2 separate regions of the Mus musculus genome follow, and region 2 is linked to region 1. The links are chromatin loops, found by intact Hi-C in ENCODE. Cell type or tissue: heart. All regions are shown on one strand. Each heading gives the region's core, and the rest is flanking DNA. Links, peaks and the distances in the headings are about the cores only. Region 1 has its middle 47 kb from the start of Fchsd2. Region 2 overlaps Arap1 (ArfGAP with RhoGAP domain, ankyrin repeat and PH domain 1).

Evidence for each region. Peaks named below come from ENCODE experiments on the same cell type or tissue, not always from the same donor. Only the 100,000 strongest peaks of a DNase experiment are listed, where the experiment ranks them.
Region 2: it touches region 1 in a loop (7-fold over the local background); 21 of 42 quality-filtered maps call a loop at or near these places.

The regions. Positions count from the first base shown.
Region 1 is chr7:101,053,365-101,069,594 of GRCm38, reverse strand. It overlaps the pseudogene Gm5735. Among named protein-coding and RNA genes, the nearest start is that of Fchsd2, 47 kb to the left of the region's middle. In heart, for the core only: a CTCF peak has its summit at 8,027 (motif pointing left); DNase peaks (open chromatin) are centred at 7,194, 8,064 and 8,994; H3K4me3 peaks cover 630 bases; H3K27ac peaks cover 1,022 bases.
Region 2 is chr7:101,363,284-101,377,890 of GRCm38, reverse strand. It overlaps Arap1 (ArfGAP with RhoGAP domain, ankyrin repeat and PH domain 1), which reads right to left. Exons shown (of 34, transcript NM_001040111.1): 2 at 10,793-10,870; 3 at 4,390-4,935. The coding sequence starts at 4,898. Among named protein-coding and RNA genes, the nearest start is that of Gm35219, 16 kb to the right of the region's middle. In heart, for the core only: CTCF peaks have their summits at 3,340 and 3,542 (motif pointing right); a DNase peak (open chromatin) is centred at 4,550; H3K4me3 peaks cover 167 bases; H3K27ac peaks cover 621 bases; H3K27me3 peaks cover 1,054 bases.

The sequences.
Region 1 (16,230 bases), core at 4,729-12,728:
CATGGTGAGGTCCTGGCCTGTGCTCTTCTGAGGGCCATGTTTGGGTTCATGCAGCAGTGGGGGTGGGGGTGGGGTCTGTTACCACCAAAGGCCATGGGGAAATCCCTGGTTTGAGATGTCACCTGGGGTCATGTTGATGCCTGAGGGCTGTGCAGAACTGGCCTCCCGTACATCAATGAGGGAGCACAAAAGATGTGGCCTTGGTTGCAGGGGTGAGGGTGGGGAAGGGTGAGGGTTACTGGTGAGCAAGAGAGTGAGTATAGGAGAACTGGCTGGAGTTCTTATCTAAGCAGTATGGGAGAACCGGCCCCAAGGGCGAGAGAGCAGGAAAGCTGGTTCTGGTCTGCACTAGATGCAAGTGGGCTCATACTTTGCCTGGGCAACACAGAAGAGCTGGCCCTGGTGGCAGGGCCATGGGTAAGCTGGCCCCACCCCTCTTCTGATCTGGCAGAACCAAAAGCTGCAAGATCTCCAGACACAGGGCAACAACAGGATATCCATGAGGAGTCCAGTCGGGGGTCTTGTACTGAGAGTATAGCAGAAGCCAGACGCCCTGACTAGAGCAATGACTCACTGCAACGATCGCTTGCAAGAACAGCTCTTTGGGCAAAAGGGTGTGTTGTATGATACACGGTGACACTGCAGTTTCCACAGTGAGATTTTGTGTGTTTGTTTGTTTTCTTTTGGGGGGATATTGCAAGGGTCTATATGAAGGGTCTGGGAGACGAGTGTGATTGGGGTATGTAGTGGTTTGAACAGAAATACCCTGCCCCATAGACTCATGGATGTGAGTGTTTGGCCCACAGGGAGTAGCACTATTAGGAGGTGGAGCCTTGTTGGAGGAAGTGTGTCATTGTAGGTCTCCTATGCTCAAGCTATGTCCAGTGTGGCACACAGTCTCTTTCTGCTGCTTTTGGATCAGGATATAGAACTCTCAGCTCCTTCAGAGCCATGTCTGCCTGCACACAGCCATGCTCCTACCATGATGATAATGAACTGAACCTCTGAAACTGTAAGCTAGCCCCAATTACATGTTTTCTTTTATAAGCCTTGCCTTGGTCATGGTGTCTCTTCACAGCAATAAAACTTTAAGACAGAGTACATGATGTGAAATTCATAAAGAATCAATAAAAAGTTTTAAAAATTTAAAAAATTAAAGTAAAAAGTAAAGTCACTGGGTGTGGTGATGTAATATCTTTTATCCAAGCCATTTAAAGAACAGAGGCTGGAAGATCTCTGAGCTTGAACTACATAGCAAATTCCAGGCCATCATGGGCTCCATAGTGAGATCCTGTCTCAATCAATCAATCAATCAATCAACAACTAGTCAATCAATCAATCAGTTATAAATAGTGGTCCAGGGTAGCATGGCAGAGTCAAATATACTACTGTAAGAAAGAGGAGCCAAGAAAAAAGGGGGAATGGTTGAGAGTCCCCCAAACAGAACTAGGAGTCTGTAGCCTAGGTGAGGATCCAAATGAAGAGAAAACTGGATTCGGTACTTTTAGAAGAAAAGACTTGTCTTATGGGGGAGTTCCTGAAGAGAGACTGTGAAGGGGAAGGAACCCACAAAAACCTCTCTACTCTATGGCTTATACAAAAGCTGTGAACAGTAGCCATAGCTGTCAATCCTAGCACATGGGTGGCAGCATCAGGAAGAGTTCTGTGGGTTCAAAGCCAGTCAGTTCTAGGCCAACTAACACTCCATAGTGAGACCTGTGTCCAAAAGACCTCACTTCTGTGTGGGGAAGCATCATCTCGGTTTGCATATGTAATGATGCACTCATTGGCCCCAGCTGTTTTGGTGACACTGGTCTAGTGCAGGGGCAGTGAATAGAGCCACATCTTGACTCTTAACTCCTCCAGTGTCCTGTGTGGATGTGTAGCATCTGTGATGTGCTTCACAGGAAATCCAGCATGTGACAGTCACCAGGTAGAGAACAGTGGCCTTTATCCTTTCCATAGCTGGAGCTTGTTGAGTAAAGGTCACGTTGGTGTTCTGTGGCCCATGACCTTCAGAGCCTGTTGAGTTCCTAGGGCAGAGTGAAGGAAAGTACCCAAGGAGGGGGAAGCAGAAAGTCCTAGCACTTCGGCTGAATACCTTATATCTAGCCAGCCGAAGGCTGACTATATGCTGGGGCCCGGGAATCATGTAGGGATTTGGACAGAAACAAAGGAATCAGGGCCTGTCAAGGCTTTATCCATAGATCTGCAGCTCTGCTCCCCTCAGGATCTGCTTTGGACTAACGTTAGCATTCCACCCTGGAGCCAGGGACTGCCCACTCTAAGGCCTCTTTGTTTCTGTTGGAAGGAGGTCCTGCTACAGCCCTGATGGGTCAGTGCTGGGAAGACTCGAAATAGGGCAGAGAGTGAAGGAACTTTTAAAGTGTCTGTATTTTGCCAAGTCCTAAAATGGGCCCTGGAGTTCAAGATGACTCAACCCCTGCCCCTAGGGACACTTGTGTGCTGATGAGTGTATAGACTTCTGTGGGCAACTGGGCTTGGCTTGAAGGTGATCAGAGGAACCCCTACTCTAGGGGGCTGCCTAGCTACACCTACTTAGACCTTTTCTTATTTCCTGATGGATGGGGCAGCTTTGAGTTCTGTGTCTGGCTGAGTCTCCAGGAGGAGACTAAAGTCCAGATGGGGCAGGCCCTGATGGAGGTCCAGCAGGGTAAACCAGGTTTCCCACTTGAGCAGCCCTCTCTCTGATTGAAGGCAGCAGCTGGCCAAGTTTTGTAACGTTGCTTTCAGGAGCCTGCTTACTAGTCTGTCACTGCCTCCAGGTAGCTGCTTGTGTGTACACGTGGGTATGACAGTGTGACTCTACCCTTTGCCTATTGGGCAAGACCAGACCAACCCAGCAGGGCCACCTTCTTCCTCTTATTCCAGAGCTCAGAATGCTTTAGTTCTCTGGATACATCTCCAAGGACAAGCAACATGCTAAATTTCTCTGTTCCTGTTCTCCAATCTGCACTGTGTGTTTCTACAGAGCTTCTTTAAAAGGGGTTTCTCAGAGGCAGGGGAATGAGAACATGTGCCCACAGTACTCACCACTGCTCAGGGAACTCCTCTGACAAGTGTTGTTTGTAGGGGGCAAGGTGAAACAGGATCTCACTATGTAGTTCTGGCTATCCTGGAACTCACATAAGAGCCACGCTGGATCTCTCCCCACTCCCCATGTGCTGGGATAGGCATGTCCCCAAGTATCCAATGTATTAAGTGAAGTGAATGGGCTCCTGGAGGAGAAAACCCTAAGACTTCTAAGGAGAAGCTTCTAGAGAGACTCTAAGATACTCAGTGCTAAGAAGAGCAACCGGGGAACAGTCTCAAGCCTCTTTGGTCTTGGATAAGGCGAGGAAGTAGAGACTGTGAGGGCGAAGTCCAGAAGTTCTGACAGGGAGAGGGCGAGAGCTGAGACAGTTGATATGAGCAAGCAGACAGGTAGCCCAGACTCAGGAGCTCTACCTGGGAATATGACACTGTAGGAACCTTGGACCCAGATCATCGTAGCTAAAGGGGCTTCAGAGCCTGCTGCAGTTTCAGGGATGGGAAGATTGAAGTCTAAAGGGAGAGGGGCATGTCTTAGGCCATCTGGTGCATCAATAGCAGGGTCCAGCTTCAAGCTGGGGGCCTGTCTCTCAAGATAGACCATTTCCTGCCACACTCAAGCTTTGTTTATTTATTTATTTATGCTTACTTTCTATCACTGTGATAAACAGAATGACCAAAGCCAAGTTGGGCAGGAAAGGCTTATTCCAGCTTACAGTCTTTAGTCTGTCCTGAGGGCAAGTCAGGGCAGGAATACAAGGAACCTGGAGGCAGGAACTGAAGCAGAGGCCATGGAGGACCGTTGCTGTCGTTTGTTCCCCACAGCTTGCTCTGCCTGCTTTCTTTTTGTAGTTGTTGTTTTTTTCTGAGACATGGTCCCTCTATGTAGCTCTGGCTGTCCTGGAACTCACACACATCCCTGTGCCTCACCTTCTGAGTACTGAGATTAAAGGCATGTGCTACCAAACTAGGTGTCCATCTGCTTTCGTAGGCTACCTGCACCCACTGGTCAGGTGTGGCATGGCCACAGTGGACTAGGTCCTCCCACATCAATCATTAATCTAGAAAATGCCCTACAGAGCTGCTTAGAGGTCCCTCGCTCTCAGAAAACTCTAGCTTGTGCCATGGTGACACACAAACAGACCAGGACCATCCGGCCCCTCTGCCTTATATTTCAAATAACAAACTGAATTGCAGAAAGAAGCAGGTCTCTCCAGATGACTCAGTGAGAGCCACAAAACCAGCCACCAGATCCAAGTGTCCTGACCCCTCAGCCCAGGGCTGCTCCCTTCCCATCATTGTCACCTGGGGAGAGGAAAGAGCAGTCCCTTTTACAGAGTCCCTGTTATGCAACAGGCCTGTGACACACAAGGCCTTTCTTATCTGGATAACCTCAAAGGCAATTGCCTCAAAGGCAAATGTTTTTGCCCACATTAACAAATCGGAGAAAACAGGTTCAGAGAAGCAAAGCACCTTGTTCTTGGCCACACAGCAAATTAAAGACTCAAGCCAATGTTTGTCCATGTCTCAAACCTGTGCCCTTCTCTCTTCTCAAACTGTATTGGGTTTGAGCCCCGGAGTTGGTAATTGTGAAGGCGCATGGAGAGAGGAAATCAGGGTCAAACTCCAGCACCAGGTTCCAGCTGTCAACTTACACCAATAACAGAAGTGACCTTGGAACAGCAGGCTGTACCTCCCACTGACAGCAGGTTTGGTTTTTTTTTTTTTTTTTTTTTTTTCCTAATGTACATTGACCCTCACCTGGCAATAAAGCCACGAAGAACAAACAACTGGTAGCCTGGTTCCTGGCTTGTTGACACCCAGTAGTTTCAGGTTAGGCACTCTTGGCTGAAACTTCAGCTCTGAAGGCTATTTAAGATATTGGGACTGGCACAAAGGCTCAGAAGGTAAAGCTCTGTGTCACCAAGCCTGACAACCCGAGTTCCACCCAGGACCCACGTGATGGAGGCAAAGAACCAACTCCTGAAAGTGGTCCTTTGACTTCTACATGGGCACAATGGCAAATGTCACCCCTCCTACACAAATAAACTCAGAGGAGGGGAAGAGAGAGAGAGAGGAAGGAGAGAGAGAGAGGGAGAGAGAGAGAGAGAGAGAGAGACTCTTCTAACATAGACAAGTTTCTTGGACTTCTGGTCTACCCAACTATGGCTAGAAATCATCTCTATCCATGTATTTCCAGCTGTACTCACTTGCCCTTGCTAACACATTCTTACTGCTTAGCAACAGAAGCAGTCCTCTGTGTTATTGGCCTTCTTACTCAAACCTAAGATAGCTCCATGATTTCCACTGGGGCACAAAGTCACTGTCTTCATAGCCCTAGAATTAATAAGCCACAGCCTTATTTATGCTGAAGGGATAATGACCATTTGACCTGTTTTGGGTCTGCTTACCTGGGCTGAGCCTGTGGTCCTGACATTCCTAAGAAATGTGTCCAAAGTGCCAAAGAGCAGCCAACATGAATCACCCGCTACATTCTAGGTTCTCTGTTCTGCTACACAGCCTGACATGAAATCTACATCTCTGCATTTCATTATGTTCCTGTCCTCTCAGATCTCAACCCTTTTAAAACTTGATCCAAGTGCAACATCTCGTATTTCTCCTTTAATTTCCTTGTTCTAAATAGTAGCAATTTGTGTGGGGCGTGGTGGCTCATACCTTCAATACCAGCACTTGGGAGGTCAGCACATAAGCATGAAAACTGTCACGAGTTTGAAGCCAGGCTGTGTTACATAATAAGTTCCAACAAACGTGAGACATCTGCAAGGCTGTTATCAGCTTATCGGCAATTCCTTCAAGTATGATCTCTTTCTATGCTTAAGGAAGTGCGTGTGCGTGTGCGTGTGCATGTGTGTGTGTGTGTGATTGTTGTTTTGGGTTTTTGAAACAAGGTTTCTTTTTTGTGTATCCCCGGTGTCCTAGTACTTGTTCTGTAGACCAGGCTGACCCGGAACTCAAAAAATCTGCGTGCCTCTGCCTCCTGAGTGCTGGACTTAAAGGCACAGGCCACCATTGCCTACTTAAGGCAGTTTTGTTTGTTTACATTTTGTTTCTGAGACCATTATAGCCAACATTAAAAGGTGCTGGTTAAAGAGCTTTGTGCTAGCTCATCCCTCTGTCAGCTGAGCTGCAACTCCAGACCTCCTTTGTGATTAAATCAGTGATGGCTGATATGAAGGAGCCTGTGGGACCCTGGCAATTTTAGGGTCCCCAGCAACAACTCAGAGGCTTACAAGGGCAGGACCTTTGTCCTGAAGCATGATTAGTTCAAGGTTCAGAGAAGGGAATTGTTGGGTACAGTCCACAGGGTGCTCTGGAGGACTTCCTGTCCGCTGCTTCAGAGGAGATTCAGAGCCCAGGGCCTGATCTCTGACAGTACCATCAGGCTGCCACAAGCCGTCTGGCCTGGCTTGGGTGGGTGTTTTCCTGAGACAGAGGCTAGGCCAGACACTTCAAATACCCTCTCAGCATCTCTGTCCCTCAGATGTGAATTACCAACTCTCTTGGCAGAGGGGGAAACTGAGGCTTCCTGGGGTAGAGAAGCTAAGCCTTGAAGATGGACTCTGGGCTTTTTTTTTTTTTTTTTTTTTTTTTTTGGTTTTTGGTTTTTGGTTTTGGGAAACAGGGTTTCTCTGTGTAGCCTGGCTGTCCTGGAACTCACTCTGTAGACCAGGCTAGCCTCAAACTCAGAAATTCGCCTGCCTCTGCCTCCCAAATGCTGGGATTAAAGGCATGTGCCACCATGCCCGGCTAGAATCCAGGCATAATTAACAAAGTCACCACAGGCTGGACACCGTGGTCTGCTCTGAGCTCCCTTAGGTGGCCTGAAGGAGAAACCTCCCAGGGCTGGATGCCTTTCTGGTTGTGAAGATGGGCCTTCAAAGCTTATGTGAAGTTTTTTAGCCAGGAGGATTCCAGGAAGGCTGACAGAGGAGAGTAAGCCATTGGACACCGGCCTGTGTGCTTCACACCCTCTGGACTTGAAGCAAAGTTCTGGCTCCTGTCTGGGCCCAGGGCGGGTTGTTTAGGAGCTGGGTCTGGCTGCAGATCAGAAAACAGGGCCCACCCTGCCCTAGAAGCTGGGCCTGCGGGTGAGTCCAAGCTAAACCACCACACAAGGGTCCATTGTGGTCTCTCCACCCGGCCCTGGGTTCTGCCAGCCCTTCCGGCTCCCGGAAAATGTTTTCCTTCTGGCAACTCCAGGGCAGCCTGCCCTTAGCCAAGATGCTGACTGGCCACACCTCTTGCCTTTCTCAATCAGCAGAGATTCTGGGGACTGGTAGCCCAGAGTGCTGGGGCTAGTCTGCGTGTCACACACAGGGTCCCTAAAGCTTGGGGAAATGAGCACACCAGGGCTAGATTCAGAATCAGAACCTTGTACTTCGTAGCCATGTTTTCCAACAAGGAGGGAGGTAAGAGGGTTTGTACCAGATAGGGGAGTAGCGTCTCCTCAGAAAGACTTAGGTGGCATTCTGAAAGAAATAACGATATTCATGCCATTTTCTGGGAAAGTTAGGTCCCCCAGGAAACAGCTGGGATAGCCTGCGGGTTACCCACTTCTTCTGGCATCCAGCCTTGAAATGCTGAAATGTAAAACCAGGCGCCGAGTTCTGGTAGGATGGTTCAGTGGATAACGCTACTTGCTGCAAAGCCAACCAACCTGAGTTTGCTCCTCAGGACCCGAAGGATGGAAGAAGAACCAACTCCTGAAAGTTGTCATTTGGCGGGTGGAGTGGGGTTGGGGAAGTGGGAGGTGGAGAGAGAGAGAGAGAGAGAGAGAGAGAGAATGAGAATAAACCAGGCATGGATGCGTTGCGTGGGATGATGTTTCATGGGGTGATGTTGCGAGGACAAGCAGGATTGGAATTTGAGGTTTCATCGCTGGCTGCCGGGACCAGAGGCTCCGGGTTCTGGGTTTCCTCGACTCTTTCACGGGCAGACAGCGCCACCTGGGGTCCAATCCATGGGACTTGAATCCCTCTGGAGATCCCACTCAGAACTCTCTGGGGATAGAAGGAATGAGCTGGGCACTGGGGATAAAAATGCTAAGATGGGTCACCAGCAGCTCTACTGGAGTCACCCACGGAAGTTCGGCCAGGGTTCCCGCTCTTGCCGCGTCTGCTCTAACCGCCACGGTCTGATCCGCAAATACGGGCTGAACTTGTGCCGCCAGTGCTTCCGGCAGTACGCGAATGACTAAGGACTAAGTTGGACTAAGCGACCTTGAATGGATTGTTCGACTGATTACCAAGCAGAACCAATCATGCTAGTCTTTGTGCACAAAGAATAAAAATGTGAAGAACTTAAAAAAAAAAAAAAAAGCTATTCCATGCAGGCAGGCCGGAGGCGCAATAGTAGAGGCCGCAGGCACAATAGTAGAGGACCACTCTACTGGATGAGAATCAGGGATGCTTTGATGGGGACCTGCAGGGTAGAGGTCACGGATTTGGAGTTAAACCTTTGTCTTGCAAGAGTGAATGGTACTCAGTTCAGGAACAGGCTGTGAAACCCATGGAGAGCTTGGTGCGTTGGCAAATGCTGGTAACAGCATTAGGCAAGTAGAGGAAGGAGGATAAGGAGGCCAAGTTTGTAACAAGCTATGTTGGAAGTTCGAGGTCAGCCTGAGCCGCGTGAGACTCCGTTGGTGACTCCGTGTGTGAGAACACTGGACAAGCATGAAGACCTAGGTTCAGATTCCATCACTAAGTTTTTTTGGTTTTGTTTTTAACATAGGTCTCTGTTGCTATGATGAAATACCACGACTTGGGAAGGAAAGGGTTTCTTTTTTTTTACAGCTTACAGCACTTCATTGGAAGGAAGTTGGGGCAGGAACTAAAGCAGAAACCACAAAGAAATGTTGTTTCCTGGCTTGCTCGGCAGGGGCTTGCTCGCTGCTTTCTTATACCACCAATGCCCGTTTGCCCAGGAATGGCCCTGCCCCATTGGGCTGGGTCATCCCATGTCAATCATTAATTGCCTACAGACAATAGGATGGAGGTATTTTACCAACTAAGATTCCTCTTCCCAGATAACTCCAGCTTGTGTCAAGTTGATAAAAACCCCTCAAGCTGGAGTTATCTATATCTAGCCTATAACCCTAGCTTCTGGGAGGTAGAAGCAAAAGGATCCCTGGGGCTTGCCCATCAGTGAGAAACCCTGTCTGGAAAGGCTTAGGACATTCTTCTGCGTTCTCCTCGGGCCTCCCTGCAAGTGCAAGGACACGTGCACCCATGCTCTCACATACAAGTCTACCAGATTAACACACCTCACCACACAGATGCTCAAACATAAGCATTCTTAAAGCATGGAGAAGGCATTGTGAGTGTAAATGTGGCTGCTTTGATTTTACTTTTGTATTTGTGCTAAGAATCAAATAACTTTACCAAGAACTCCCACACACACACCTCTCTTCCACCACCACCCTGCCCCCCCCCCCCGCCTTCCCCCCTCCTCTCCCTGCCTCCCCCTTCTTCCTTTTCCATTTGTTGCTGTTGTTTTCAAAACAAGGTTTCTCTGTGTAGCCCTGGCTGTCCTGGAACTCACTCTGTAGACCAGGCTGGCTTCAAACTCACAGAGATCTGCCTGCCTCTGCCTCCCAAGTGCTGGGATTAAAGGAGTATGCCATCACCACCTGGCTCTCTTCCTTCTTTTAAAATGAAAACAGTTGCTTACTTTATTTCTCCATCTAAACTGGCATTTAGCTTTATAAATTTTATGTGCGTGCACACACCTGCTTCTCAGTATGTATGTCATGTGCTTGCAGGTGCCCTCAGAGGCCAGGAGAACCTGGGTTCTCTGCAAGAGCAGCAAATGCTCTTAGCCACTAAGCCATCTCTCCAGCCCCATACACGAGCACTTTTTTTACCTCTCATTTTTCTCTGTTCACTGAAGAAAATTCATAAAATAGGAGTATGTATATATCTATATATATGTATATGTATATGTATGCATATATATATATGCAATCTGTCACCCTACACCTTAACTTCCTGCTGCTGGTATTACGGTATTAATCGTCCATCCGAATTTTCAGTTCTCCTTTCACAGACTCAGGCCACCCCTTCTTTAGAAGCTCAATATGCAGATGATTCTGTGCATCCACAGACTTTGACTTCTTGCCACTATTCCCTAGACAATGCAGTGTGGCATCTATTTGCATTGCATTAGGTGTCACACATAATCTGGAGATGATTTGCATTCTACTGAGGAGTACGCACAGCTGTATGCACACACTCTGGCAGCTCTTAGCAGGGACTTGAACAGCCATCCATCCGGGTACCTAGAACTAGTCCTCCATGTACACTAAGGATTGATTGTATTTCTTTAAAAGACAAATAGGAAATTACAGAGGGGCTGAAGACGGCTCAGTGGGTACATGCACTCTGCAGGGCTAGCAACCCGAGTTGTTGTTTGGAGAGAGATTCTTGCTAATTATTCCAAGTGGCCATGAACTCATCCTGTAACCCAGACAGGCTGCTTCAGACACACACACACACACACACACACACACACACACACACACACACACACACACACAGACCTGTAGCTGGGGTTACAGGTTGTTTGAGACAGGGTCTTGCTATATTGCTAGATGTTTGCTTAGTCCACTTAAGGCTCAGGATTCCAGCCCTAACTGCTATGTGCCTGTAACCCCAGCATCTGGGACGTGATGTCAAATCAGAAGCTCAGAGTCATCTTGAGGTACCTGAGGCCTTGTCAGAAAGAAAGTAAATGGGTAAATATCCTAGGCCCACTCAATTCTCTTGTCTCAGCTTTCTAGCATCTGGGACAACAGTTGTGTTGTACTGTGTCTGGCTGTCACTGCTTTCAAAATATCCATCGTCATACAGAATCATCACTACATTCAATTTTAGATCATTGCTTGAACTTCAAAAAAAAAAAAAAAACCACACAAAAAACCCCCACACTCTTTAGAAAGCACTCCCCATCCCTGCCTCCCTGCCTCCTGCCCCTCATCCCTAACCAACCACAAATCTATTTGCTATCTTGACAGATTTACGTATTCGGGACTTTTCATGTAAATGGGATCTTTTGTGACCCACCTTACAGTGTCAGGATCCACCTGTTTCATACCATGTATCAGTACCTCATCCCCTTTCAGGACCTGTAATGGTCTAGGGCCTGGATGTGCTACATTTTGTTCAGTTGTTCATCAGTGTACACATATTTGGGTTATGTCCACATTTTATTAATTTGTTTTTTACTATCCTGAGTAATGTTACTGGAAACCCTGATGTCCTTGGGGCTGGAGAAGTCAGCCAGCAGACAAGAGCAAGTCGTACTCGTGCAAGGGATCTGAATTCAGTTCCCAGCACCCACATCTCGAATCTCACAACTGCCTGTCGTTCCAGTTCCAGGGGATCTAACTTCTTCTGGATTCCATGGATACTTTTGAACACACAAACACACACATAATTATAAAGAAAATAAAAAAAGAAAGAGAGAAGAAAGGAAGAAAGAGAAAGAAAGGAAGGGAGGGAGGGAGGGAGGGAAAGAGAGAGAGAGTGTTCTGGTTTTGAGGGACGAGACATTATCATTTTAAAGATTTTTTTATTTGTATTAACACATATGTGTCTGTGCAAGCATATGCCATGTGCGTGTAAGCCTCTGCGGTGGGTGCATGGGTGCCCTTGGAGACTGGCTGGAGTGACAGGCAGCTGACAACTCAAGCCCTTGTGAAGAACAACATGCATGCCTAACTGCTGAACCACCTCCCCCATCCCGGCCAGCATCATCTTTTCATCTGTCCTGGGGATGTGGAACAACCAAGCTGTCTTTGACTGTGACCCTCCTAGGAGGGAAACTGTTCAGGCTTTCTACACTCATTCTGTGTTAACTGTTTGAGGAACTCCTAGACTTTTCTGCCCTCAAAGTATAATAACGGCACAGTCTTACACACCAGCCAGGAATCTCCTAGGCTTCTGATCTCCCCGCTTCCTCCCTAACCTTAGCTGTTCCACGCACTGTTTCATTATGGCTATCCTCAGGGGGAACAGGGGGATTTCCACTGTGGTTTTAATTGCATTTCCCAGATGGTTAGTTAGCAAGAATCAAGCATCTTTTCATGTGTTTATTGCCCATGACCTTTGGAAATGCTCATCAGATGTTTTGCCCATTTAAACCTGACTTGCTGTTCGTTATTGGTTCTAATAGTTCTTTATTTTTTATTTTATTTTATTATTATTTTGTTGTTGGTTTGTTGGGTTTTTTTTTTCGAGACAGGGTTTCTCTGTGTAGCCCTGGCTGTCCTGGAACTCACTCACTCTGTAGACCAGGCTGGCCTCGAATTCAGAAATCCACCTGCCTCTGCCTCCCAGGTACTGGGATTAAAGGAGTGTGCCACCACGCCCAGCCGATTCTAATAGTTCTTACATATTTTAGATAAAAATCACTCAGATATATGACTTGCCAGTATTTCCACATTTTGTTTGTTTGTTTGGTTTGGTTTAGTTTCTTTTTTTTTTCTTTATTTTATTAGATGTTTTCTTTATTTTCATTTCAAATGTTATCCCCTTTTCTAGTTTCCCCTCTGAAAACCCCTATCCCCTCCGCCCCCCCCCCCGCCCCCGCCCTGCTCCCTAACCCACCCATTCCTGGCCCTGGCTTTCCCTTATACTGGGGCATAGAACCTTCACAAGACCAAGGGCCTCTCCTCCCATTGATGACTGACTAGGTCATCCTCTGCTACATATGTACTAGCTAGAGACACGAGTTCCACCACGTTTTTTTTTTTTTTTTTTTTTTTTTTTTGATTGGTGGTTTAATCCCAGGGAACTCTGGGGGTACTGGTTAGTTCATATTGTTGTTCCTCCTTTAGGGTTGCAGACCCCTTCAGCTCCTTGGGTACTTTCTCTAGCTCCTTCATTGGGGGCCCTGTGTTCCATCCAATAGATGACTGTGAGCATCCACTTCTGTATTTGTCAGGCACTGGCAGAGCCGCTCAGGAAACAACTATATCAGGCTCCTGTCAGAAAAATTTTATTGGCATCTGCAATAGTGTCTGGGTTTGGTGGTTGTTTATGGGATGGATCTCCAGGATATCATCCTGAGTGAGGTAACCCAATCACAAAAGAACACACGTGATATGCACTCACTGATAAGTGGATATTTAGGATATTCAGCCCAGAAACTCAGAATACTCAAGATACAATTTGCAAAACACATGAAACTAAAGAAGAAGGAAGACCAAAGTGTGGATACTTCAATCTTTCTTAGAAGGGGGAACAAAATACCTATGGAAGGAGTTACAGAAACAAAGTTTGGAGCAGAGACTGAAGGAATGACCATCCAGAGACTGCTCCACCTGGGATCCATCCCATATTTTCCCATTCTTCAAGTTGTCTTTTTCCTGATAGCAGACCCCTTCTATTTTGTAAAGGTCTGTTTTATTACTGGTGGATTGTGCATTTAGTAGGTAGACATATTGAAATAACGCATAGGTGACGCTATGTCTGAAGCATGGGCAACTGAGTAACCAATTCTACTAGAAACCAGCTCACAAGCGACTGAATAAACATTGAAAATATAGTTCTAGGAGCCGGGGGATGTAGCTCAGCCAGGACAGTGTTTACCTAGGATGTGTGAGGCCCTGAGGTCTAACCAAGTACTCAGGAGGTAGAGGTGGAAAGAACAGAAATTCACCTTCATCCTTGGCTATAAAGTGTATTAAAGGCCACCCTTGGTTACATGAGAACCTTGCACCTTTTATTTGAATCATCCTTATTTTTTTACATTTACTTACTTATGTAGGGTGTGTGTGTGTGAGAGAGAGAGAGAGACAGACAGACAGACAGACAGAAAGACAGAGCATGTGTAGAGTTCAGAGGACAACTTATGAGAGTCACTTCTCTCCATCATGTGAGTCCTGAAGGTGGGACTCAGGCTATCAGACTTGGAGGCACACACCTTTACCTACTGAGCTATCGTGACATTCTTGGGGGGAAGGGCAAGCCAGCTGGTCTCTTGGGAATATATTAAGGCCAATATTTTTCTTTCCATTTCATGCTGGATTAAGCTTCCAATTCTGGAGAAGGCCAGGTTTGTAGCCCCCAGCATTAAGGCTTCTCACCTACCAAAGTAGACAGTATAAATTTCCCAGAAGGCCTTAGGGGCAGAACCTAACCCATTCAATTAAATTATAGATGCTGTCCTTTATAGGAGTGACAGCCTCAGGATTCAAATAACACCTAGTGTTGTTGTGGAGTGAGACTGTAGTCCACAGCTCGGCTACTCCCCGTCAGCCTTGACCTTGACATTGTCAAAGGTCATTTGGTTCCAAGGAGCCAGCCCTGAAAACCAAAGACAGCTGAACCATGGATCCCTGGTCTACAAATTCGAAGTGAACACCACAACCAAGGTTTATACCCTCCCTCCTGGAAGACTGGTGAGATGGCTCAGTGGGTAGCGAGCACTTGCTGCCCAAGCTGAACAGCCTGTGTTGGATCCCTAGAACCTGCCCAAGTTTGAAGAACTGGATCCACAAAATTGTACATGTAACCCCATGCACATTAATACTGAGCACAAGTTTGTTTGTTTGTTTGTTTTAATGTAATAGTATTTCTCAGCAGTTAGGGACTTAAAAAGACTGGGTGTAGCTCAGTTGGTCGAATGCTTACCTAGGATGCACAAAGCCCGGGATCCCAGCCCTTCATAAATCTAGGTTGGTGGTCCATTCATGAAACCTCTGCACTCCAGAAATAGAGGCAGGGGTTCAAGGTCATTATCAACTGTATAGAAAGTTCGGGACCACCCTGGGCTACTTAAGATCCTATCTGAAAAACAAAGCAAGGAGGATGCCAAAGTTCAGGTCCTCAGAAACCTTCAGATGCTCAGTGGCTGTAGTGGCCCACCTGTAACTCCAGTTCCAGAAGGCAGAGACAGGAAATCCCCAGAGCAGGCTGACTAGCAAGATTAGCCAGACTGGTGAGCTTTGCCTCTGACTGAGAGACTCTGCCTCAATGAACATGGTTGAAGAGCAATTGAAGATGACATCAGTTTCCACATGAACACACACATTCTCTCTCTCTCTCTCTCTCTCTCTCTCTCTCTCTCTCTCTCTCACACACACACACACACACACACACACACACACACAAAACACACCATAATTTGTGGAAACGTTGAATAATGTACCTGGATACCTGGGTGTGCCTTGCCCACATACATTGGCTATAAACATGTAGCTGAGGCTAGCCTTGAACTTTTGGCTCTCCTGCCTTTCCCTTCAAGTGTTGGGATTTTAGGATGGAGTTTGTGTGGTGTTGGGGAGTGAAGGCCAGGCTCTGTGCATGTTGGAAAGCTATTCTGCCATAGGAGCTTTATAGCCCTTCTGTTCTGTTTTTGTTTTGAGTCAGGGTCTTGCTATGTAGCCCAGATTAGCCTCATTCTTGCCTAGATCCTCCTACCTCAGCCTTTTGAGGGATGACGTAACAAGCATTGATCACCACACCAGGCTAAAATGAAACTTTCTTCCTAGGGAAAGGTAAACTATGTGGCCTGTCTTTGGAGCAACATGGCAGTTCCTCTGACAAGCACAGAGGTTCCATACACTTAGAAACTTCAGCCCAGCACTCTGGAGGCTACACAGTGAGACCACCGTTTCAAATCAAAACAAAAAGTTTAGAAACTCCACTGCTTAAGTATACATCCAAGCAGGGTAATTAGCATAAATTAGCATAAAACTGTGGTTGAACAGTGGTCAGAATACTATCCAAACAGATAAATAAAAAGTTCAGTGACTAAGAGCACTGGTTTTCTTCCAGAGGACCCAGGTTCAATTCTCAGCTCCTATATAGTGGCTCAGCCATCTATAACTGCAGTTCCAGGGAACTACAGATGCAGGCATCAGGATTACAAGAGGCATAAGATGTACATGCATAACAAAACACCCACACACATAAAATAAAATAGAGAATTTAATTTAAAAAATTTAAATACAGACAGTGAAACTGGGTTTCACATACCCATTATCCTAGCACTCAGGAAGCTGAGGCAGGAGGATTGCATATCTGAAGCCAGTCTGAGCTTCCCAACATATTTCATAAGATACACTGATAAATCCTGGCTCAAAAGACCAAGAACTGGGAATGAAACTCTGGTAGAATGCTTGTACAGTATGTTCAAGGCCTTGGCTCCCTCCCC
Region 2 (14,607 bases), core at 1-8,000, 310 kb before region 1:
AAGCTGCAAAATAGGCTCCCTGAAGGGAAGAGTTTCTGCCCCAGCAACAGGTGATCAGGCTTCAGAAAGACCAAGGGATTGGCTGAGCGGCAAGGCATTCTGGGTCAGAGAAGGGAAACCTTGCAAGGTGTGACTCCAGCCAGTGGCTAGCCACTCTGGGCAAATACTTCCTTTTCCTCAAATACCTGTAGGTATCCAAGTACCAGAGGAGGAAGCTGAGACCCACAGAGAGTTGGAAGGGTCTGTGTGGAGTGATTCTAGGACCCTTGGTCAGAAATGTTTCCTCTGTGATCCAAAGAAGCAAGTCCTGAGGATTTTGTCTCTGACACCTGAAGCCGGGTGAACAGGGTCAGGAGGCAGGATCTGAACACTGGTTTCCCCTCTTGAGCGGAGTGGCTTTGGGCAAGTTTCCCCTCAGCCAGTTCATGGCCATGGGCTGAAATAACAATGTGACAGATGTAGAGGTGAAGTGGGGTCTTCAGGCTGCATGCCAGCCTGCTTCTAAAAGCCCCCAATCTGACTAGACAGGAAGGAGGGAACCCCCATCTTTCCTTGTTTTCTGGTTTGCTTACAGCTTTTCTGTGACCTAGAATCCTATCAGCTTCTTGCTTCCCACCATCTCTGCTGAAGGCACCCCCACCCCACAGGTGGGATGACACGAATTAAGGAGGAGTTAGATGATGAGCTCGGGGCCCCTTAGCTCAATGCCCAGGGTGGGCTGCTCACATCATCTGCAGACGCCCAAGCTCAGCACCCCAGTGTGAAAGCTCCTGGCCTCAGGGGCCTTTCGTCTCCATGACGTGTATAAAGGGCTATTAGGTACTGCTCGCCAGGCGTTGGGGATCCAATCGTAAAGGAAACTGACGAAGAACCCACAGCCCTAGGAGAGCTGACATTCTAACGGCTCTTGGCAGCATATGCACACACATATGTGCACAATGACTCACACTTTGACAGTACACAAACAATAAATGTGCCAATTCATTTACCCAAACAGCATCTGCACACTATTAACAACACAGCCTAGCACTGCAATCCCCATAGCAGCAATAAGCCACAGGCCCATGTATATGTCTGCTCAGCCCAAATGAGCCACATAGACAGGCCTGTCACCACTGAAATTGTACAGATCCCTGTACCTATTGGGATCCAGCATGGCCACCTGCAGAACCAGCACAAATATGCAAATACACAGACATGCTACCACCCAGACAGCTGGCCATATGTGCATATGTATACCTAGACATGTGGACAGACATGTGGACAGTCAAAACACCCACTCACATAAAATAAAAATTAAAACAACAACAACTAGGGGCTGGAGAGATGGCTCAGCGGTTAAGAGCACCGACTGCTCTTCCAGTGGTCCTGAGTTCAATTCCCAGAAACCACATGGTGGCTCACAACCATCTGCAATGTGATCTGACACCTTCTTCTGGTGTGTCTAAAGACAGTGACAGTGTACTCATATACATTAACTAAATACTACGAGCTGAAGACTGCAGATGACTCTTGATGTGTCATCCCCAGGAAAAAGATGTCAGGCCTGGCACCATTTTGCCCCAAGGGGATCAAAGATGCACCCTCTGCCTCCACGTCCACGGAGTCAACAAACTGCAGATCCAAATGTATGCGGCAAACCCACATGTGTCGTGAATACATGGAGAGCTTTTCCTTGTCCCTGTTCCCTAACAATCTAGTATGGTAGTTACCTACAGAGCATTTACAGCGCATCTGGCATTGTGAGTAACGTCCAGATGATTTGTAGCGCAAGAGATGGGGCTGGAAACACAGAGCAGTGGTGGAGAACTTGCCTAGCATAGGCATAGCCCTGAGCTTGATCCTAAAGCACAGAAAAACAAACAAACAAACAAACAAACACCAAAGCAAAAAAAAAAAAAAAAACCATGAAGAATGCACAGAGATTTCTTGCAAGTATTACACCATTTTATAATCCCCCCAGCCCCATGACTACTGAAGAACCCGATGTCTTAGAGGCCTTGACTCCCCATATCCTGGCCAAGTACCTGCATTCAGACTGTGAGAGTGGAACCTTGTATCCTGGGACTCAGGGCTTCGGATAAGATTTTTATTTACCCTAAGAGTTTCCTGAATAAGTACAAGTGTCAGGAGACCCACAGAGGGCCCAGATAAGTTAGAGAGGGCATCAGGTCCTGAGGGCAGAGGGCAGAGGCCAGAGGACATCAGGTCCTGGGGGGCAGAGGGCAGAAGACAGAGGGTGGAAACCCCATTCTTGTTTTCTTTTCCTGATTTGCTTATAGACCTTGGTCTATAGTCTAAAATTTTATCTCAGCTGAATTCTTCCCATTGTCTTCTTCTAAAGGCCTCTCCCTTCCTAAAACATCGCTGGAGGGTTACCCTGGTGAAGTGGAAACTTAATGGTTTCTTTGGAAAGTCAGTTGTGTCAGATGGTGTTTTGCTGGGGCAAACATGTGAAAGAGTGTTTTCCTGAGGCAGACACAGGTAAAAAGACGTTCTGCTAAAGCAAGGACGTGAAACGGTGCACGATGAAGGATTCTTCAATAACCACACGCGTGTATTCATCCACCTTACATCGCATTGTTGGACTTTGTTTGTCATGATTCCATAGAGAGAAACACACCAAAAAAACTTCTCGAGAGGTTCCCACGGCTTCTTGCCACTTCCACAGACGCAGGACAATTGACAGAGTGACGTCAGCAGATACAGACTCACGTGAAGTTTTGCTAAGACAGACTCACACGCTGAGACAAGACCCGTGGAAGACGCATGACTTTTGGGGGGAGTATAAAAAGGACCCAACGGACAGAGACAGGGGCTTCTTGATCTCTGCTTCACTGAGAAAGGCACAGCCAAGAATTTCTCCTGGCGGAGCAGTGGTGGCGCATGCCTTTAATCCCAGCACTTGGGAGGCAGAGGTAGTCAGATTTCTGAGTTCAAGGTCAGCCTGGTCTACAAAGTGAGTTCCAGGACAGCCAGGGCTATACAGAGAAACCCTGTCTTGAAAAAAAAAATGCCCCTGCCTTCTCTGATGGTCCTGGTCCCTCCTGCTGACTCATGCCAATTCAGCTGAGACCCGGCTGTCACTGCTAGGTCCTGCCACCGCTACTGATTCCTGTTTGCTAACCTGACACTACCAACTAGACTGCTAGTAAACTTGTAAAATGCTCAGGAGTCGATCGAGCTGCCACTGATGATCTCTGTGACCTGAACTACTGGTATCCTAACAATTCAAATGAGATTTGCTCCAAAAAAGAATTTCTAAACAGGTCCACTGCTCCCATATACTAATAACCTTTCTTTTCTATTACCTCTGGTGGATGGTGGACTTGAAAGGAGGTTAAAACATTTAAAATTAAGGTTAAAAAAAAATCAAAATCTACACCCTGGGTTAGGAGAAGGCAGGAGAAAAGGGATGTGGCATGGTAAATCCAGGGTATCTTGAATTCCAGCAACTCTGAGTCTTCTCTCTCTCTCTCTCTCTCTCTCTCTCTCTCTCTCTCTCTCTCTCTTCTGCACTCAGGAGAATGGCCACTAGAGGGTACAATAGCACTAAGAACCATGAATCTATACTGTGGAAACAGGGTCCCAAGGATCCAGGAAACAAAAAACATCTTGTGATTTCTTCCATCAATTACATCTCATAATTTCAGACCTGGCTTGGGCTAGAAGATCCTCTGACTCAATGCTACTCTCTAGATGGACAAAACCTCACAGGTTTTCTCCACAAAAGTGCACCCTGCCCCCACCTCCCATCACTCCCACACGCCTGCATGGATCCAGCTAGTCCTTCCCAAGCCTCAGGTTCCCAGCTAGAAATCAGAACACAATTCCCACCTTCCACAGAAGGCTTGCTGCAGACATCAATGAAATTCACCAACACCGTCCAGCAGTGACAAGGACAAGAGACCTCTGACAGCACATCCCTTCAAAACTCCAAAGGAGCCTGACTTTAGACGCTTCTCTGGCTGGCACCAGAGCAAACAGCCGAGAGCTGGGAGGAATGAGTAGTGGAGTGTCCATAGAAAGTGGGAAAAGTTCGGGGAAGCAAGGAGGAGACTAGCTGGAGAGAGGAGAAGGAATTCTGAAGAGGACCGACAGTAAGCAGGTTAAGCAGGCTGCCGCTCAGACAGGTCCTGGGATTTGGGTCCCCCCTATTGCTGGGATAGACACTCGCGACCCTGGTGGCTCCCCTGCTCTTTCTACACATATCTAGGTATCCTTAAGTCCTGGCTATCCTCCCGTCTGCCCCTTACCCAACTCTGCCCTGGCCTGGCCCTGCTCTCTTCTCTCTAAACCTGTGTCCCCACCAGCAGTCAGGGTCATTCCTCCAACCCTGGTTCCTCTGCATTCTAGGTCTTTCCACCCACCAGCCGTGATGTCACTCACCTGGCCTGTGGGTAGGGGGGTCCGGTTCGAGGAGGGACAGGAGGAACGCTGGGTTCTACCAAGTGTCTCTTGGCAGGCAGTGGGGGCAGCACAGGATCTGGGGCGGCTGTGGATGTCGGAGTGAAGCAGGCAGGTGGGAGGCAGCTCCTGCGGGGTGGGATAGGTGGAGCGGCAGGCAGACCCTCATCCTCTCCAGCTGTGGGCGGCGGCTCTGGTGGAGTGACGGGCACAGGTGGTGAACGGAAGATGTGTCGCTTCATCGGCACGGGCCGTGGGGCGGGGCGAGGCAGAGGGACTGGGGGTGCATGGGCGCGGTGAAGACCAGCCAGGATGCGGCGGCGGTGGCCGGGGAGGTGCATGCCCATGTCTAGCAGGCCAGCATCGCTGAGGCCTTGGCACTCGGTGGCCCACACCAGTCCGTGCTGCTCAAAGAGTGCCGTGTACTGCTCCAGGTGAAGTGCCCGCAGCCACTCAGCTACAGACAGTGCGGCATCGTAACCCTCTGCCATGGCTTCTGTCAGCAGAGGCCCAGGGCTAGGCTCAGACCTGGAACAGAAGGTCACAGGTGAGAGGCGCAGCAACCCGGGGAACATGGCCAACAGTGTCGCTCTGTGAGCTTCCACACTATGCTGGTTCGAATCCTGAATGTTATAATTTCAAAGGCAGAATTCCAACAGAACAAAATCTAAAGCCTAAATCCCAGAGACTACAATCCTGAAAGACAAAAGCCTTGAAAGCTGAAAACTGAAATACCCAGACCTGCTTATGCCATGAACTCAAAGTCTATTCTCTCGCTGTTAGTGGCTTTCATGTTTTGACCCTGGATTTTGCTATGTGCCTCTTTGGCTCTGGCCTTGAACTAGCCCTAAACTTACTACGTAGCCCAGGCTAGCCTGAACTTACATCAGTCCTCCTCCCTCAGGTTCCTGAGCACTGAGACGATAGGTGTGTGCCACAATGCCCAACCCCAGTTCTATTCTTGTAGATCTACACTGTGACTACATACCAGGCAAAGCTGAGCTGCCAGGCCTGACAGAATAACCCTCGTCTCCCTACTCTGTGAGTCCCTGTGTTTGTAGCATCTACTCAAGGTTTCTTCACATATCATCTCCTCTACAGCCATCACACCCCCTACCTACAGGCTCAGCTACTGCCATGAGAAATGGCATGGTCGGTACTAGGCAAGACACCCGTACTCACTCTTCTCTGCAAGACACAGGCCAGGGCCCAATCCCTGTGAGGCACCTATCCCCAGGTGAGGGCCAGGTTTGGAGGCTCAGTGAGCACATGTGGGATGGAAGGCCACACTGCTGGCCTCCATGTCCCTTAAGTGGAGTGCCTGGGGGGAGGGGGGAAGACCCCTCGGAAAGGAGCCCCTGAAGGTTCCAGGCCACACAGCCTCTGGATCCTGGCCTTCTGTGCAATCCCCTCCCCTACCACCAAGACAGAGTTAAAAAACAAGCAAACAAACAAACAAACACATTAATTTGTTCATCCATTCGTTCATTGACTCAGTCATCAAAGCAGCCTGGCACTGGACAATGAGAACTCTCCCTCACACCAGGCACTGGACAGTGGGAACTCTCCCTCACACCAGGCACTGAGCAGTGGGAACTCACCCTCACACCAGGCACTGAGCAGTGGGAACTCTCCCTCACACCAGGCACTGGACAGTGGGAACTCACCCTCACACCAGGCACTGGACAGTGGGAACTCTCCCTCACACCAGGCACTGGACAGTGGGAACACTTCCTCACACCAGGCACTGGACAGTGGGAACTCACCCTCACACCAGGCACTGGACAGTGGGAACTCTCCCTCACACCAGGCACTGAGCAGTGGGAACTCACCCTCACACCAGGCACTGAGCAGTGGGAACTCTCCCTCACACCAGGCACTGAACAGTGGGAACTCACCCTCACACCAGGCACTGAGCAGTGGGAACTCTCACCCTCACACCAGGCACTGGACAGTGGGAACTCACCCGCACACCAGGCACTGGACAGTGGGAACTCTCCCTCACACCAGGCACTGAGCAGTGGGAACTCTCCCTCACACCAGGCACTGAGCAGTGGGAACTCACCCTCACACCAGGCACTGGACAGTGGGAACTCACCCTCACACCAGGCACTGAGCAGTGGGAACTCACCCTCACACCAGGCACTGAGCAGTGGGAACTCTCACCCTCACACCAGGCACTGGACAGTGGGAACTCTCCCTCACACCAGGCACTGAGCAGTGGGAACTCTCCCTCACACCAGGCACTGAGCAGTGGGAACTCACCCTCACACCAGGCACTGAGCAGTGGGAACTCACCCTCACACCAGGCACTGGACAGTGGGAACTCTCCCTCACACCAGGCACTGAGCAGTGGGAACTCACCCTCATATCAAGAACTTGAGAGCCTCTTTCTGCTGAGAGTCCAAGGAAGACAGGAAGAGGCAACTAAGAGATCCAAAGAGTGAAGGCTCTTGGTCATCCCCACAGCACTGAGGAGGTGATGGTAGGGTTCAGCACTGAGCTAACTTAACAGACTTAAACAAACCTCATATAACCTCAAACTACGAGAAAAGTCCAATTGCAGGGGCATGGAGACATGGCTTAGAGGTCAGGAGCACTCGCTGCTCCTCCAGAGGACCAGCAACCATGTTGGATGGCTTACAACCACCTGTAACTTTAGTCCCCCAGGGATCCAGTGCCCTCTTCTGGCCTCTGAAGGAACCTGCATACATGTGGCACACATACCAACAAGCAGGAACACACACATATGCACATAATTAAAAATAAAATCTGAAAAACATTCCCATTACAGTGAGGAACAAGACAGTGATTTTGTCATTGGGTTTATTGTCCAGCTTGCTCTGAAAGTTCTAGGCAACCACAGATAAGCAAATGGTTGCAAATATAAACCAGGACAGATAAACCATCCACAGTTGCCCATAAGAGTTTTGAGATGGGAGCCCAAGTTCCTTCTCTGAGAAACTTATGAGCACAAATAGAAGAGTTTGGTATGATCGCTGAGTTCAAAGTTAACACAACAGATGGCGGCATTTCTGTGCCGTAACCAGGTGGGAACCAGGATGAAAGACCCAACTCAACAACAGTCTCACAAAACACAAAATACCAAGAGAGGCGACACAGCTCTGTCCCAGTGCACTTGATGGGCTGATTCCCAGCGAGGGGAAGAGAGCGAAGGACAGAAGGGAACAGGAAGAGTTAAAAATGTTCTCACACGGGAGAAGAAGGCAGTCAGAGAAGCTACCTGAATAAAAGTCTGAGGACTTAAAAGGGGGGGGGGCTGTATATGGGGCTGAAAAGCTTGTTTGGTGGATAAGAGCGCTGGGTGCTCTTCCAAGGGACCCAAGTTTGATTCCCTAGCACCCATATGGTAGCTCACAGTAGTCAGTAACTCCAGTCCCTAGGCATCCAACACACACTCCTCATGCACCAGGCACACATGACGGGCAGTCTAACATGCAAACAAAACACACACAAATAAGATGACCCGGACAAACAGGATAGGTGTCATCACATAAGTATGTATTGATTCTCTCGTCTCAAACTCCCCTGGTAGCTGAGGATGATGTTGATCTTCAAAGCCTTCCTCCTCCACCTGCCAGTTACTGGCATGTGCCACCACACCCTGCTATGCATCGCTGAGTATTGAACTTAGAGCTTTCTGTTCCTTAACAGGGCACTCTACCAATCCAGCCACGTCCCTGTCGCTCCCTACATTTTCCCCCAGACAGTCCTTGTCATTAAGTGTCATGTCAAGCTACTCTGCATGGTAGAACCCACTATAAACAAAGTGGGAGGTAAGAAACCACCGAGGAGGTGTTCCCTGGCCCCTTACTTCCCAAAGGCTGAGAAGCACCTAGAAACAGGACATTAGCTGGGCTTGGAAGAGCCGACCTGTAATCCCAGCGCTCAGGAGGCTGAAGGAAGACAGTATTCATTTAAAGCCTACCTGGGCTACTTGAAACTCTCTTACAAATGAAAAGGAGAGAGGAGGGGGCGGGGAGAGGGGGGATGGTGGGGAGGGGGAGAGAATAGGAACCCAAGTGGGTAAGGAAGCACACAAGAGTGAGCACATTGTAATTTGTCAACTCCACACAAGCTAGAGTTACTGGGAAGAGGAAATGCTAATTGAGGAATTGCCTCCATCAGACTGGCCTGTGGGCGAGTCTGTGGGACAGACACCTTGACTAATGATTGATGTGCAAGGACCAGGACCACTGAGAGCCTTGCAACTCCAGAGCAGGTGGTCCTTGGCTTCTATAAGGAAGCAGGCTGAGCAAGCCATGAGAAGCAAGCCAGCAGGTAGCACTCCTCCCTGGGCTCTGCTTCAGTTCCTGCTTCCAGGTTTCTGCCTTGAGTTCCTGCCCTGACTTCCCTTCATGATTTAGGCTGTTTGATGAAACAAGTCCTTTCTTCCCCAAGTTGTTCTTGGTTATGGTGTTTATTACAGCAACAGACACGGAACTAATGGAGAGAGAATGGTGTGGGGCAGTGGGGAATAATCTGAACAGAGAAGTTCAGAACACACACAGCCTTTAAACACAGGACAGGACACTCAACAGCACACAAAGGTAAAATTCTGACTTCCACCCAGCATGCTACCAACACAAAGAGCCTGAATATACACAGCACGGGGTAGGCACATCCTCCCTGACTGGCAGGGGTGCCTCCAGGAAGGGCAATATCATAGCCACTAGAAGAGCCCCTCTGCTGCTGCCTTTTGACCTAGTCACCCTGGGTTAAAACACAAATAAAGGTGTTTCTCCTGCAGTGTTACTGGCACCCGTCCAAAGCAGCACATATGGAAGTTTATCAGCGACCAAACTGTGTGTTTTATAGAAGATGGAAATAACCAAAATGCCCATCAGTCAGGAAATGGATGACTAAATTAGGGGGTAATCATGCAATAAAATACCAAGTGGCTAGGAAAATGAGGAAGATCCTTTTACACTGGCATGAATGAGCTCCCTGTTATGTGACCAAGAACCAAAACAGGGTTGTTACATTCTGCCTTGTACATACAAGAAGAGCCAACAACAGTAACGACAAATTGAGTGTCAGGATAAGTGTGTCCATGTGTCTCCAGAGACAGGAGGCAAGGTCACACGAAGGAACTCTCCTTACAGAAAGGAAGTTAAGGGCTGAGAGGTGCTGAGGGGACAGGGACAGAAACACAGATGATCTTTTGAGGGAAGAGAACACAAGAATATCTTACTGTTTGAAAAATCAACTGAACATAGGACCTTGCATAGCTCGGGCCCCTCTCTGAGTCCTAGAACGACCTTGAACACAAAAACTTCAGCTTCCCTGGAGTAAACTACCTTGGTGTGGAGGAAGATGGCTCCTTCTATATTCTGCCACCTAGTGTTCAATTATGTGAGTTTTAAAAGAACAGTCACAAATACACTCAGTGTTCTTGGGGACAGCGGCCCTCAATCGCATAATAGCAGGAAGAAGATCTTCCACGGTTGAACTAGAACCTGAAAGCAATTTCCAAACTGAAAACCTGAAACTGGGTAAGGCCCTAAGGTTTATATAAACTGATGTTAAAGATGTACGCTTGAGCATAAAAAGCAAGGTGCAGAACATCACTGTATAAACATCTGAGCTAAAGCAAAACAAACAACAACAAACCACAGCACACACATCTGGGAGATGCATAAGAAGCTACATTTGGGCCAGGTGGTGGCAGCAGCACATGATTTTAATCCCAGCACCCAGAAGGCAGGGGCCAGCCTGGTCTACAGAGTGAGTTCGAAGACTGCCAGGGCTACACAGAGAAACCCTGTTTCAGAAAAACAAAAACAAACAAACAAAAGCTATGCTTGGGGAGAAATGGCAGGTGAGGAGACAGGATCCTTTTAGGTCCTTCTTTTTGATTTTGTGCCACAAGACCCCAAAATGAATTCAATTTTAAGAGAACGTGTTGCTCAGTGGGTAAAGGTGATGACCTGAGTTCAATCCCTAGGGCGGAAGCAGGGAACACTCCTTCAGATTCCTACAAGGTGTCCTCTGACTTCCATATACATGCTAGGGCACCAGAGAGCACAGCACAGCACACACACACACACACACACACACACACACACACACATACACACACATACATACACACACAAACAAAATAAATGTTGAAAAGGGGGAGGGCTATTATCATCAAGACTGCTTGGGAATGAAAAAGAAACCAAAACTCAGCAAGCAAGGAGGAGACACCAATCAGTCAGCCTGGGAACCTGCCCTCTCCTCCCAGAGCCCCTCAGAGAGGCTTTACCAGGTTTTCAGGCCTCATCTTCTGCCTACAACATCAGCTCCCCAAACAGAATATAAAAGCCCGAGTCTCAGTCTCCATGAAACTTCCACCTCAGGATCCCAGCTCCTCACTTACCTGCCACCAAGGACACCTGGTCCTCCAAGGAGGTTGTTCCTAGTCCCAAGGGCTCCTCATGATGCTCTGAGGTGGGAGCTGCAGGGACAGAGATGGGGGAGAAAATCAATGAGACAAGCAATGCTAGGAGGAGAGAGAAAGGGAAAGGGGGATGAAGTGGGGCAAACCAGAGACAGGGAAAGAAAGTAGAGCCAAGGAGGAGGTAAAGAAAGAGAGCAGGCAGAGAGAAGGCTCCAGAGCACCAGGATGCTGGCCATGGAGTAAGACCAGAGAAACTCCTTCCAGGAGAAGGGATGGGAGGTTGGGATGGGGCGGTCCCTTTAAGAGGTAAGACATGCAGTTACTAACAGGCTCAGGGCTGGGACCCCAGCGGTGGACTGCCTACACAGGAGTCTGGCAAAGAGACTGCATCAGGGAGGGAGGCAAGAGGGTAGGATGCTTTCCTGACAGGAGAGCTGGGGACACAGGAACACAAGACCACACTAATCTGGAGGCCATGAAGCAGGCTGAGACAAAAGTGTGGCAAACTGGGGCAAGGACATGAGAAGGGTTGAGGAGAATGAGCCAATAGGGGGTTTCCAGAGGAAGAGAGAACAGGCTAGCTGACAGACCCATGCTCCTGCCGCTCACAAGGACCAGGCTCTGTGAGGTGGGGGGGGGGGGGGGGGGGCCGTGAGCACAGTAGAATGGACAGACCCCTCCCTGGGGCAAAACCAGGGCAGAAGTGTCCTAGTAACTGCTGGGCCCTGCACAATGGCTTTGGAGGCACTCATGACCATTTATTTATGGTAAGTAGATGCTACAACAGTCACTGCTTAGAACAGGGTTAAAACAGGGACATGGGCCAGGCGGTGGTGGCACACACCTTTAATCTCAGCACTTGGGAGGCAGAGACAGGCGGATTTCTGAGTTCGAGGTCAGCCTGGTCTACAAAGTGAGTTCCAGGACAGCCAGGACTAAACGGAGAAACCCGTCTCGGAAAACAAAACAAAGCAAAACAAAACAAAACAAAACCCCAGGGACATGGAACGAGGTGTGGTGGTACACATCTGGTTCCCAGTACTTAGGAGGCTTAGGCAGAAGAACTGTTATGAAGAAGGGGCCACCCTGGACAACAAAACAAGTACCAGGCTAGCCTGGACTACATAGTTAAACCCTGTCTCAAAAAAAAAAAAAATCAAGCAAAATAACACCTCCCACAAAAACAAAAACAAAATGGTGCTTTATGTGTATGTGGGTGTCTATGGGTATCTGTGCTAGTACCAGGGCCTGTGAGGGATCTGCTGCAAATGTGTGCAGGGGTGTGTGGACCAGGGGTCAATCTCCAGTGTCACTCAAGACATAGCTACCTCGCTTTCAAATCTCTGACTGGGACATGGAGCTCACTAACTAGGTTATGTCGGCTGGCCAGGACCCCAGGGAATCCTGTACTGTGTCCCCCAAGAGTACAGAACAATGCTCAGCTTCTTAGATGAAGGGATAGACACGAGGTCCCCGTCCTTAGGTGGCCCTTTACAGACAGCACTGGCCCCAGGAATGTGATTTTAAACTGAGATTTTTTTAAAAGAAATTTTGAAGATTTTATTTATTTTATGTGCATAGGTATTTTGCATGCATGTATGTCCTGAGACTGGAGTTGCAGACAGTTGTGAGCCACTGTGTGGGTGCTGGGAATCAAATCTGGGTTCCTTGGAAGAGCAGTCAGTGCTCTTAACCCCTGAGTCATCTCCCCAGCCTCTAAAACACATGGTAAGTAACTGGTACCCTGGAGAAAGTGTTGGCCTGAGTGGCGGATGAATTAAATGGCTGCTTTAAAAAGACAAAGTGGCTCACATCTTTAATCCCAGCGCTAGGGAGGCAGGGGCAGGAGGATCTCTGAGTTTGAGGCCAGTCTGGTCTACAGAGTGAGTTCCAGGACAGCCAGGGCTACACAGAGAAACCTTGTCTTGGGGGGGAAAAAGACAAACACCATGCATTCTACCCAGTGTCTCCACACTGAAATTCACTTATCCTCGCCACGATCTGTGAAGTACAAAGAACAGTCTAGAGATTTTAAGATAAAGAGGCTGGAGTAGAGGGAAGTTGAGTGACTTATCTATGTCATATGGCTAAGAAGAAGCAGTCTTAACACATCTAGCCCTGCCCTGCCCAATAGGTAGCTGGCACGGCCATATATGCTGAACACTTGAAACATGGTCTCCAAAATGAGGAACACTGAATCTTGAAGAGAGTGAAAAAAAAAAGAATGCAAAATATCTCGTTGTCTTGCTATTGATTGCATGATGAGTAATAATATTGGGGATATTTAGGTTTAAAATACTATAAAGCAATGTGAAGTTAGGAACGGCCATGCACACCTATAAACCTAGCACTTGGGAAGTAGAGGTAGAAGGATCAAGAATTCACCTGCTTTGGATACACAGTGAGTTTAAAGCCAGCCTGGGCTACAGAACATCCTGACTCTAATAACAATGATGGTGATGATAATATTTAACAATTTAAAACCCGGGGCTGGATAGATGACTCAGCGGTAAAGAGCACTAGCTGCTCTTACAGAGAACCTAGGTTCCCAAATGATAGCTCACCACCACCTGTCCCCCACACCGCTTCCAGGGAACTCAATGCTTCTCCTGGTCTCCTCAGGCACCAGGCACACATGTAGTACACGTACATACATGCAGGCAACACACTCACACTCAAAAAGTAAACATTAAAATCATAAATTAAAATGTCAAAACTCATTACACTTGTTTGTTTTGTTCTGTCTGGGTTCAAACCCTGGGCCTTGCCCAGGCTAGGCAAGGCCTTTGCCACTGAAGCTCCTGAGAGCTGGGATGACAGAGTGTGCTAATATGCTTACTTTTGCACTCGTGTGTGTGTGTGTTTGTGTCTGATGTTGTGAGTGCATGCACACGTGTGAGCAGTGCATAAACATGCCATGATACATTGTTGAGATCAGAGAGCAACCCTAGGCACGTGTCCCTTACCTATCCCCTTGAGACATCGACTCTCACTGCTCACCACTGTGCAGCTGGCAGCTTAGCCCAACTTCTTCTCACTCTCCACAAACTTCTGGAACCTCTCACCTTCTGGAGCGACACACACACACCACTGCATCTGGCTTGATTTTGTTTTGTTTTTATGCTATGTGTGTGCACCAGAGGACAGCTTTCTCTTTCTGCCATGTGCACCCTGAATTCAGGCCGTCCGACTAGAGGGCAGGAGCCTGTACTCACTGAGCTGCCTCCCCAGCTTTTTACCTGGGTTCCGCAGATCGGATTCAGGTCATCAGGCCAGCGTTCTAACCATTGGGCCATCTTCCCAGCCTGCTCTTGCACTGTCTATTGGGCTCTCCTTAGTCACACTGCTTGCTGCCTCTCACGAGCAAGAGCCAAGTATAAAGGACTGCCTGCTGAGCCCAGGCAGCTGACTGGGGAACGGGGATCATCCCAACCCTCACTGCTGGACAGGCTGGGGCTGGGAAACAGGAACACACTGCTCTCCCTGAGAAGAGCCTGGCCTCTCTCAAGTTCCTATTCCTGCACTAAAGGGCACTGGCCAAGGTCAGAGACCTGGGGACTGGGTGCTAAGAGCCTTGGGGACAATGCTACTGAAGGAGCTGGAAGCACAACTCAGAAGCCTCCAGGAACATCAAACTGGACACTACCACCCAGAAACCACAGCCTAGAGCCTGCACCAAGCTAGGTCAGAGTGGCTTCCCAGAAGTGACTGTCCCTGACAGAAGCCTGTGGTCATTCCTGCAGAGGCCAGAGAGTACCGGGAACACTAGCCTGTCTTTATTGAAAACCACAGGT